Regions from separate parts of the Homo sapiens genome. Here region 2 is linked to region 1. The links are chromatin contacts, found by POLR2A ChIA-PET in ENCODE. All regions are on one chromosome and are shown on one strand. The core of a region is the stretch at or near the end of the contact, and the rest is flanking DNA. Distances in the headings are between cores, read along the strand shown. Region 1 holds the start of PTPN2 (protein tyrosine phosphatase non-receptor type 2). Region 2 overlaps SPIRE1 (spire type actin nucleation factor 1).

The links. ChIA-PET counts read pairs that join two places held with the same protein, here RNA polymerase II (POLR2A).
Region 2: POLR2A ChIA-PET joins it to region 1 with 14 read pairs in HEK293. The contact joins the enhancer-like site here to the promoter of PTPN2 in region 1. POLR2A ChIA-PET finds 5 or more read pairs at or near these places in 6 of 52 experiments (BJ, Caco-2, HEK293 and 3 more).

The regions. Positions count from the first base shown.
Region 1 is chr18:12,882,922-12,888,883 of GRCh38, reverse strand. PTPN2 (protein tyrosine phosphatase non-receptor type 2) reads left to right here and starts at 4,647. Exons shown (of 9, transcript NM_002828.4): 1 at 4,647-4,811. The coding sequence starts at 4,743. RefSeq lists silencers at 3,026-3,075, 4,435-4,724, 5,105-5,444.
Region 2 is chr18:12,627,625-12,632,847 of GRCh38, reverse strand. All of the region lies in intron 2 of SPIRE1 (spire type actin nucleation factor 1), which reads left to right. Among named protein-coding and RNA genes, the nearest start is that of SPIRE1, 28 kb to the left of the region's middle. Within about 2 kb of position 3,392, at least 3 of the 41 ENCODE cell types and tissues checked have a DNase peak (open chromatin) inside an H3K27ac peak, as active enhancers do.

The sequences.
Region 1 (5,962 bases), core at 3,398-5,897:
CGTCGATACCACATATCTTTATAAGAGATCTTGATATCTGGAGGGATAATGTCTTCCAGATCTGTTCTTCTTGGCTACTTTTGGCCCTTGAGTTCTTCTTTAGACTCTATTCTGTTCCATTCTTCTATTTGTCTATCTTCACACTAAGAACACGCTGTTTTAATTATCGTAGCTTTAGAGTAAATCTTATTATCTGGTGAGGTAAAACTTCCATTTTCTTCTTCCTTAAGATTATTTTGGCTATTCTTGGCCCCTTGCATTTTTATTTGTAAATGGTAGCATCAGCTTGTCAATTTCCACTACAAAAATATGGTGAGATTTTGATTGAGATTGCACTGAATTCATACATGACTTTGAGAAGCACTGGCAACTTTACAATACTAAAGTTTCCAAGACATTACATCGTATATCCTTCCATTTATTTAGCTCTTCTTTCATTCCTCTGAGTGATATGTTGTGGTTTTCAGACTAGAGGTTTTGCTAATCTTTTGTTAAGAATTTTTCGGAATAGTTTATATTCCAATGTTTAAAAATTTTCTAGTTGCTGTTGCTATGTAGAAATACAACTGCTTTTTCTGCCGGGCGCAGTGGCTCACACCTGTAATCCCAGCACTTTGGGAGGCCAAGGTGGGCGGATCACGAGGTCAGGAGATCAAGACTATACTGGCTAACACGGTGAAACCCCATCTCTACTAAAAAATTAGCCAGGCGTGGTGGCGGGCACCTGTATTCCCAACTACTTGGGAGGCTGAGGCGGGAGAATGGCGTGAACCCAGGAGGCAGAGGTTGCAATGAGCTGAGATTGCACCGCTGCACTCCAGCCTGGGCGACAGAGTGACTCCATCAAAAAAAAAAAAAAAAATACAACTGCTTTTTCTTATATTGACTTTGTTTTCAAAGACATCTCTAAATTCAATTTTTTTTTCTAATTTTTTTATTTTTAGAGATGGAGTCTCACTATGTTACCCAGGCTGGTCTCCAACTACTGGCCTCAAGTGATCCTCCCACTTTGACTTCCCAAAGTGCTCGGATTACAGGTGTGAGCCACTGCACCTAGCCTAAATTCACTTATTAATCTAATAGTTGACCTGTAGATTACTTTGGATTTTCTATGTGTACAATATATTGGCTATAATATCAACTTTGTTTCATCCTTTCCAATCATTATACCACTTCTTAATTTTCCTCACTTGTTGCTATAACTATACAGTATAGAACAGAAGTGATGATAGTGGCCATCCTTATCCTGTGTCCAAGCTCAAGTGCGGGTGCAATCACTCAGAAAACTGTTCAGCAGTGTATGATGAACATATAGATACACTGCAATCCAGCAATCCCACTCCTAGACATATGCCCACAAGAAATGAGTGTATGTCTACCAAAAGACAAGGACAAACATGTCCTTAATGGTTCTCTTCATGAGAAGGCCAAACTGGAAACAACCAAATTCAGAACAAATAAATGGTAGTAGACTCAAACAATCATATGCTATTTAGCAGCAAGAATGAACAAACTATTCCTACAACGTGGATGACTCTCACTAACTTGAGCAAAAGCAGTCAGACATTAAAAAGCACATATTATATAATTAAACAAAGTTCAAAAAAGGCAAAACTAATCTACGGTGTTAGAGGGCTTGGGGCTGGTTACTCAAGGGGGAGGATTTAGGATGGCGCTCCAGGGGCTTTCTGGAGGAGAGATAAATTTCCTGTTCTTGGCCTGAGTATTGATAGACAGCTATGTTCACTCTGTAAAAACTCCCTGAGCTATGCACTTGTGATTTGTGTGCATTTTTGTGTATATTTCAATTAAAAGTTTATTAAAAACTACATATATTTAACTGAAGTTCATTCTCACTGTAATCTGTACAATCTGAATTTGTATAACAAATGTCTGCCCAGCTCTATAAATGTACAGCTCTTGTAGACACCAGGCTTTTAGGCTGTATTTTGATATGCTTGTGCCTCTGAAGTTCTAGCTATAAGGGTAGTCTGTTTGTGCTGCTATAATGAAATAGCTGCAACTGTGTCATTTGCAAATAACAGAAATTTATTTCTCACAGTTCTGAAGGCTGAGAAGTCCAAGGTCAAGGCACCAGCAGGTTTGGTGTCTGCTGAAGGCCCATTCCTCATGGTGCCACCTAGGGGCCTTCACATGGCAGGACAGAAGGGCAAAAACGGCCCAAGCTAATTCCCTCCAGTCCTTTTATGAGGCACTAATCAAATTCATGAGAGCAGAACCCTCATAACTTAATCACTTCCCCAAATGCCAACCTCTTAATACTGCCACCATGAGGATAAAGTTTCAACGTGAATTTTGGAGGGGACACCATTATTCAAACCACAGGAGGGGCTATGGGTAGTAAGTAGAGTTTTCTCTGAAAGGGGTATAAATTATACATTGAGGGGAGAGAGCCTCTTAAACAGTATACTAAAGTGCAGAAGGCAGGCCTTGTTCCAGTGAAAGAAGGGACTCCAAACTCTCGCTATGCTTCATTTCCTTTGGTCTAGAGCAGTGGTTCCCAAACAGGGATTGAAGGGGCCAAGGAGTAAGTTGAAGACATTGCTATGAATCCAAATATGTAATCCACCAAGCATTATCTGTAAAATGAGTATCTCATACATATATGTACTATTATTTAAAAATACACTTTGCTACTTAATTTCATAATTCTTTTAAATGAATTTGTAATTTTTTAAATTAATAGACTTTGTTCATTATATATTTCCTCAAATATATAAACAGTATGCACATAAAAGTATGCCTACTATCAAAGGACTTTGAACAATTTGGGGGCAATAGGGAAGCCTGACATTTTAAAATCCTGAGAACTTCTGATCTTGACTTCAAAAGGGGCAAAAGTCTACATTTGGGGTCCTTTAGAAACAGCAAGCTAGGAACTAGTTGGGTTGGGAGTCACATATGTCGGAGAGACCAAGTCATATCTTGTCAGCAGGATATCTCGAAGCAAGTTAACCTCTGTTTTCTTTTTACCCCCGGGCTTCAGTGCAGCCCTGTATAGGTATTCTTCTGGAGCAATCATTCTCAAACTCTGGGGGGGCACAGGCATCCCCAGGAGAGCTTGCTTAAGTAGTCTCCTGGGGCCCCAACACCAGAGATTCTGATTCAGTAGTTTGGGGTGAGGCCTTCAAATTTGCATTTCAAAGAAGCTCACACTGGATGCAAATGATGCTGGTGTGAGAACCACTGTTCTAGATTCTTCGCTGCACTCAGCAAACTAAGATAGGCAAATACAGCTCCCGGAACCAGAGAGGCTGACAAATGAATTCCAAAGAGATGCTGAATACTTGGCGATAAGAACTGCTGCTTTGAGATAAAGATGCTCCTCCTTTGTAGAACACAGTATTTTTTGGTTGGAAAGCAATCTGATGAGCAGACTAATGCGAACATTCACAGGATATTCTGGGAGATACCATGCCTTTAATCAAAATAATCAGATTCAATGACAGAATTTCAGAACCAAGGACCATTAGACATTGTGGGGTCTTTCGGGGGAAGCTTTCCTGTATCTCTAAATCATACTATGTAAGTAGAAAGCTTGCTGACTGCTTTTTTGTTAATACGATTTCTTCTAGCTTCCGTAGCCAACTTTTTTTTTTTTTTTTCTGGCTAGGGTTTTCATTATTTTATGTGATTAAGGACACTTTTCTGCCCCAAGTATTGTAATCCTCTCGGCCGGCTCTGTCCAAAAGAACTGTCTTCGATGATAGAAACGTTCTACATATGTACTTTGCCACATAGCAGCCACTAGCCATACATGGTTATGGCACACCTGAAATGTGGCTGGTGCCACTGAGGAATTAAGTTAATATTTAAAATTTAAATCCCAATACTGGACAGCACGGCTAAACCTTTCCTAACCCTTCACGTTTCTTATGAAGATTATATAGCAGGATATTACAAGCACTAAAAAAGAACTATCTTAAATCTGAAGCAAGATGATTTCCCTAACTAGTACGTTTGTTTGGTAAAAGAGGACGTGCTATTTTTTACAGTTAAATCTAATTCGTAAGTTGTAGAACGTTTTCTTAACAAGGTATCCCTCTCCCAAATTCCGGGAGAGGCTGGCTGCCTTTCCTTTTGCTCCAGCGGTTTATTTGGCATAAAATCTGCAGGCTTACAGGAGCTGACACCAGGGCAGAAAAGAATGAGGAATTTGTTTCCAAGTTGGTCACAGGCCGCTAATCTGACCTAGATGATGTTTAAAATAATATTCAAATACAGCACTTTAAAAAACTATGAAGGCTGAGAAGAAAACGAGAAATGGGAAGCAAGAAGGAAGGCGGAGCGTGCCGGCGACTTCTCAGGGGACTTCCTCAGGGAGTCCCATTCCAGTAACCCCGCGCTACCCACGGACCACCGCCTCTCTCTTGTCGGAAGACGCAAGCCCAAGGGGCGGCTCACCTCGTGCCGCGCGCAGGGACCACGGCCGCCGGGTGGTCCCCTGGCCCCGCCCCCTCCCACCTGGGCACCCCGAGCCCCGCCCCCCGAGCGCCCCGCCCCGCCCCGCCGCCGACTTCGCGCCGCGCTCGGGCGCCGAGTCTGCGCGCTGACGTCCGACGCTCCAGGTACTTTCCCCACGGCCGACAGGGCTTGGCGTGGGGGCGGGGCGCGGCGCGCAGCGCGCATGCGCCGCAGCGCCAGCGCTCTCCCCGGATCGTGCGGGGCCTGAGCCTCTCCGCCGGCGCAGGCTCTGCTCGCGCCAGCTCGCTCCCGCAGCCATGCCCACCACCATCGAGCGGGAGTTCGAAGAGTTGGATACTCAGCGTCGCTGGCAGCCGCTGTACTTGGTGAGTCGCGGACCCACGCGGCAGTCGCCGACCTCCTCCGAGACCCGGACTCGTGCCCTGTCCGCAGGGTCCCTCCCGCCTCCCCCGCCTCTCGCCTCTAGCCTCTCGCTCGGGGCGGAAGTGGCGGCGCGGTCCGCGTCAGGGGCGCGCCTGCGCTGACCGCTCTCTTGCTCCTTTTGGTTTAAAAAAAAAAAAAAAAAAAGCATACTTGAGCTGAGCAGCTCATGGTTAGCGCAAGCGCAGTTAGTTCTGGAGGGCGGTGCCACAGCGGCTTCTTGGGGAGCGCGTGGATGCGCCACCAGCGTTGCGCGGCCCGGGTCTGGGGGTCCTTGGGAAAGCCGTGGGGGCGCTCGGGCGCGCGCCCCCGGGCCGCAGCTTCGCCGTAGCTCCCACGCCGCTGTGCTTGGTTCTTGCTCGCGGACAGCTCTTTCTCTGGCCGGGTGTTTTGTGGCCGGGTGGGCAGCTGGCGTCCCCGGGAGCGGTGAGGGCGGGGGCGGGCGAGCCGGGCCGCGGCGTCCGGGTCCAGCTGGCGCCCGCGCAGGACCTGTGGGAGCAGGCCGCTCTGGGCGCCGGGCCGGCCGCCGCAGCCCTCTGCGAGGCGAAGCTCGCTCTCCTGGCGGAGCCGCGGTGGTTGGGGGTGGCTCGTGGCCTCTGGCGAGGGCAGCGCTCTCGGGACCCTCCGTCTTCATTTTCCCCCGTGGCCCAGCAGCGCCCAGCGTGGGTTCGGCCCCCATAGAACCTTCCCGGAACGAAAGAGGCTTTGCTTGTGTTCGTCCAGTGATAGCGTGTCATTCTCTTTATAGTTTTCCTTACTGAGGTATACTTTCCCTACAGTGAAACGCAGCTTTCATGTGTGCTCCCAGACGGGTGTCACAAATGAATCCCCTCTTGCAAGCCCCCTCAAATCAAAATAGCCTTTCCTTGCCCTGAGAAAGTGCCCTCATCCCCTCCCCGGGGGCACGGTGTTCCGATGCCTATCGCCCTAATCGTGCCTGTTCAGCTCACATAGATGCAATATGTAGTATAAACACCTGTGATTCGCTTTTTTTATGTCAACTAGACTACCTTTTAATTCAAACAAAACTTTATCTCTTTTAAAATGATGTAACTGCTTTCCCCTTCGTTTAATCCTTGTCGTATTATTCCCAAGA
Region 2 (5,223 bases), core at 2,143-4,642, 250 kb after region 1:
TAACATTAGTTTAGTACTCACTTTGTAAAGAAGCATTAGTTCATTTTATCTCCTAATTGACAGCCCTTATAATTTGATCCATAACATAGGTCACCAAAAGAATTGGAATCTAACTAAATAGAAGTTTTTCAGAATTAAAAAAAAAGTAAAAATTTGGAGGGGGCAAAACACAAGGAAACAAAAATTTCAATCTGATATTGATTTAATTCAGAAAAATAGGTATTTTCTAGGGCTAACAGTGGTTATCAGTGGGGAGGAGATTGGGATTGTGGATGGTCATTTATCCATATTGTTTGATTTAAAAAAAAGTATCTGTGTATTACTTTGGTAATTAAGATAGCAAAAAGCAGGAGTGGTGAGGCGGTAGAGCCAGAGGGAACTACTTTTTCTTAGAAGTTTGGTGAAATGACAGAAGGAATTAAAAAACAGCATAAGGAGGAAGTTTTCTGTTGCGTTTTAGGTTAGAGACGATGGGCCATTTGGTGGTGGTGGTGTGAGGGAGCCTGGAGTGCGTGAGCCAGGTTCAAGAGTGGTTATCTAATGAAGCAGACCCAGGAACACATGGGAGACGATGGTTGTCTGGAGTAGTGCTGCTCAGAACCAAGACTGGTCCAGGGCTCTGTGGTCTCTGAGACCCTCTCAGGGGATCTGCAAGGTCAAAACTATTTTCATAGTACTACTAGGATATCATTTGCCTTTATACTTTCATTCTCTTAAGAGCGTACCATGGAGTTTTTGGAGGCATGAGGAAGACTGTCAGAATGACTGCAGAAGCAGATGAGATCCAGCCTTTTTTTTTTTTGGAGACAGAGTCTTGCTCTGTCACCCAGGCTGGAGTGCAGTGCCATGATAACGGCTCACTGTAGCCTCAACTTCCTAGGTTCAAGTCATCCTCCCACCTCAGCCCTCTGAGTAGCTGGGACTACAGGTGCATGTCACCACACCTGGACAGTTTTTTATTTTTTATTTTATGTGTATTTTTTGAGACAGAGTCTCACTCTGTCACCCAGACTGGAGTGCAGAGGTGCGATCTTGGCTCACTACAACCTCTGCCTCCTGGGTTCAAGCGATTCTACTACCTCAGCCTCCCAAGTAGCTGGGACTACAGGCGTGCGCCATGATGCCCGGCTAATTTTTGTATTTTTAGTAGAGACAGGGTTTTGCCAGGCTGGTTGTGAACTCCTGACCTCGTGATCCTCCCGCCTCACCCTCCCAAAGTGTTGGGATTACAGGCGTAAGCCACTGTGCCTGGCCTGTTTTTTTATTTTTATGTTTTTTTTTTTTTTTTTTTTTTTTTTTGTAGAGATGGGGTTTTGCTATGTTGCCCAGGCTGGTCTCCAACTCCTGAGCTCAAGCAGTCCTCATGCCTCGGCCTCCCAAAGTGTTGGGATTATAAATGTGAGGCACCTTGCCCAGCCTCTGTGGCTTTCATTGAGCCTGACATTAAAAGGTTTTGTAAAATGTAAAACAATTCCACTGTTCTCATTTTTTTAATGTAGTTTTTTTTTCCTCCATAAAATGTTATTAACATTTAATGGGCTTAAATGAATTAATACATATTTTAAACATTCCTTGGTTTTAATTTCTAATACAGTAAATATTGATAGATTATAGCCCACATTAAAAAAAAGCTCTTTGGGCTCTAATTTTTTAGTGTGTAAAGAGAGTCTAAAACCAAAATTTAAAGGTTTGAGAGCTGTGGTATGAGAGCACAGATGGCAGAGGTACTTCTTCCTAAGAAACAGAATAGGGAGGTAGGAGGAAACTAGAGTTGTGGGGTAGGCAGCAGGAAGCCCAGGCATCCTTGCCATATGGGTTTAAGGCTCTTTTTGTCAGCAAGAAGGCAGGCTCATTTCTGAGACTGAGGTTATACGGGGTCACAAAGGGGACTGACTACTAGAGCCTCTCTTGGCTCTTAAATTATTTTTCTGTTGAGCAAAACAAATTGTTTTTCTATTTCTGCCATTCCCTCTGTAAACCCCTCACCCAACTCTTGCTAGTATAAGCTGCCTGAAGGAAGAGGCTGGCTGCCATTCTGGGGCAGCCTGTTCAGCCTTTCTGAATTCAGAGAGGCCTTGTTAGGTGGCCCTTGTGCCCAGGCTCAGCTCATGGGGCCTCCCTTTCCTTCTCGCTTCTCTGCCTCAGATTCTCCATTGAGGGTGGATAGCTGCAAAAATTATTATTATTTTTTGAGACAGAGTCTTGCTCTTGCCCAGGCTGGAGTGCAGTGGCATGATCTCAGCTCACTGCAACCTCTGCCTCCCAGGTTCAAGCGATTCTCCTGCCTCAGCCTCCTGAGTAGCTGAGATTACAGGCATGTGCCACCACGCCCAGCTAATTTTTGTATTTTTAGTAGAGATGGAGTTTTGCCGTGTTGGCGAGGCTGGTCTCGAACTCGGAACCTCAGGTCATCTGCCTGCCTCAGCCTCCAAAGTGCTGGGATTACAGGCACGAGCCACTGTGCCTGCCATAAAAATTATTTACATTTTATTCAGCATCAAGCCTAGCTTTATACGTGCAGCATATTATGTGTCATTCCTGGTTGGGAAGTGTAAGGTTTCCTGGGAGCAAGAAGGAAGTCCTTCTTAAGCAAGGCTTACAGACTCCCAGGGAGAACAAAATCTCTTTATCTCTCTGGGGTTTTAGGACCCTCATCAAGTCATAGAATTGAAATAGAGAACATCAATTGTTCAACTTTTTAATTTTAATAGTTTTTGTAGTACATAAAAATCATGTTATGAATTATTTTGTAGTTTTAATTATAACTTTTTTAGCACTTTTACCATATTCTTAAAAATTAAAAATTATGAGTTCTGAGAAAGCAGTGAAATCACATATAGGTATTTGATTAACTTTTATGTGATCTTTTACCTCAAGCTAATGTTTCTTAAAATCAAGTATTTTACCTTATTTCTTACTGTTTGGAAAATGTTTTAATATACTTGATTATACTAAGTATTTTCCAGCATTTGAACTCCTTAATGGAAATCTTTCATATGATTTGTTTTAAATGACATGCAAATTTTTTTACTTTAATAGGCAATTTAATTTTTCCCTATAACTTTTTCTGCTTTTTGAAAGTATAATTTACATACAGTAAAATTTACCTTTTTATTTAATTCTTTGAGTTTTGACAAGGATATTTTGTTGTTAACTATCCCTACAATCAAGTTTTGTCACCCCTTTAACGTCCCCCATGCCACTTTGTAGTTAGCCCTGCCCCTCCTCCCAGCCCCTCTTAGCCACTGATCTGTATGTTGTTCTTACAGTTTTGAAAAGGACATGTAATTTAAACAGCGTGTGACCCATATTTCTCCCTTCCTAGTAGTGGCTCACAGCTCAGACTACTAATTTATAAACTCTTGAATGACTAACCTGTACTCGTAGGCGCTTGCCTGTCAAGGAAGCAGTTCAGACCCAGATTTAAGGGTAGCTTTTATTCCAATTTTACAAATTTTTCCTACTGCCATTGTTTAAATAGTTTTGTGGATTATAATCTTACTTTTGAAGAAAATTGCTAAATATTTGAAAATGCTAAAACAGAACTGATTTGAATTTCCATGTATTTTAATTGAGGCTTTTACATTGGTTTTTTTCCAGCTTTCCAAATTTCATCACATTCCTGTCTCCTATTAATCACCACTAATTATGTAGCACTCAGAGGCCCTTTCCCTTCAGCAGGAAAGAAGGTTAAATGAATAACTAGAACAATCCTGTTCCCTTGGGGGATTAACTGTATTTTAAGTGGAATAGGTTAAAGTATTATATAAAGTTAAATGAACTTTTATCATTACTTTAATCTTGATAGAACTGGTTTGTAAAAATTGTACCATAGAATCATTTAAGCTTTAGTGAGGGAAACTATTAAAAAGACTCATGTTCACATCTCAGAAATAAAGTTCATGTATACTGGGCATAAGTACCTATTCTGTGTTTCATTCCCACATGCATCTTGAAGAAATATTTTACAGCTTACTCATTCCTGTACACTAATAACAGACAGAGAGCCAAATCATGAGTGAACTCCCATTCATATTGCTACAAAGAGAATAAAATACCTAGGAATCCAACTTACAAGGGATATGAGGGACCTCTTCAAGGAGAACTACAAACCACTGCTCAACAAAATAAGAGAGAGACACAAACAAATGGAAGAACATTCCGTGCTTATGGATAGGAAGAATCAATATCGTGAAAATGGCCATACTGCCCAAGATAATTTATAGATTCAATGCCATCCCCATCAAGCTACCAATGACTTTCTTCACAGAATTGGAAAAAACTACTTTAAAGTTCATATAGAACCAAAAAAGAGCCCGCATTCCCAAGACAATCCTAAGCAAAAAGAACAAAACTGGAGGCATTGTACTACCTGACTTCAAACTATACTACAAGGCTACAGTAACCAAAACAGCATGGTACTGGTACCAAAACAGATATATTGACCAATGGAACAGAACAGAGGCCTCAGAAATAACACCACACATCTATAACCATCTGATCTTTGACAAACCTGACAAAAACAAGAAATGGGGAAAGGATTCCCTATTTAATACATGGTACTGGGAAAACTGGCTAGCCATATGTAGAAAGCTGAAACTGGATCCCTTTCTTTATACAAAAATTAATTCGAGATGGATTAAAGACTTAAAATGTTAGACCTAACGCTATAAAAACCCTAGAAGAAAATCTAGGCAATACTATTCAGGACATAGGCATGGTCAAGGACTTCATGACTAAAACACCAAAAGCAATGGCAACAAAAGCCAGAATAGACAAATGGGATCTAATTAAACTAAAGAGCTTCTGCATGGCAGAAGAAGCTACCCTCAGAGTGAACAGGAAACCTACAGAATGGGAGAAAATTTTTGCAATCTACCCATCTGACAAAGGGCTAATATCCAGAATCTACAAAGAACTCAAACAAATTTACAAGAAAAAAACAACCCCATCAAAAAGTGGGCAAAGGATATGAACAGACACTTCTCAAAAGAAGACATTTATGCAGCCAACAGACACATTAGAAAATGCTCATCATCACTGGTCATCAGAGAAATGCAAATCAAAACCACAATGAGATACCATCTCATACCAGTTAGAATGGCAGTTGTTAAAAATTCAGGAAACAACAGATGCTGGAGATGATGTGGAGAAATAGGAACGCTTTTACACTGTTTTTGGAAGTGTAAATTAGTTCAACCATTATGGAAGACAGTGTGGCGA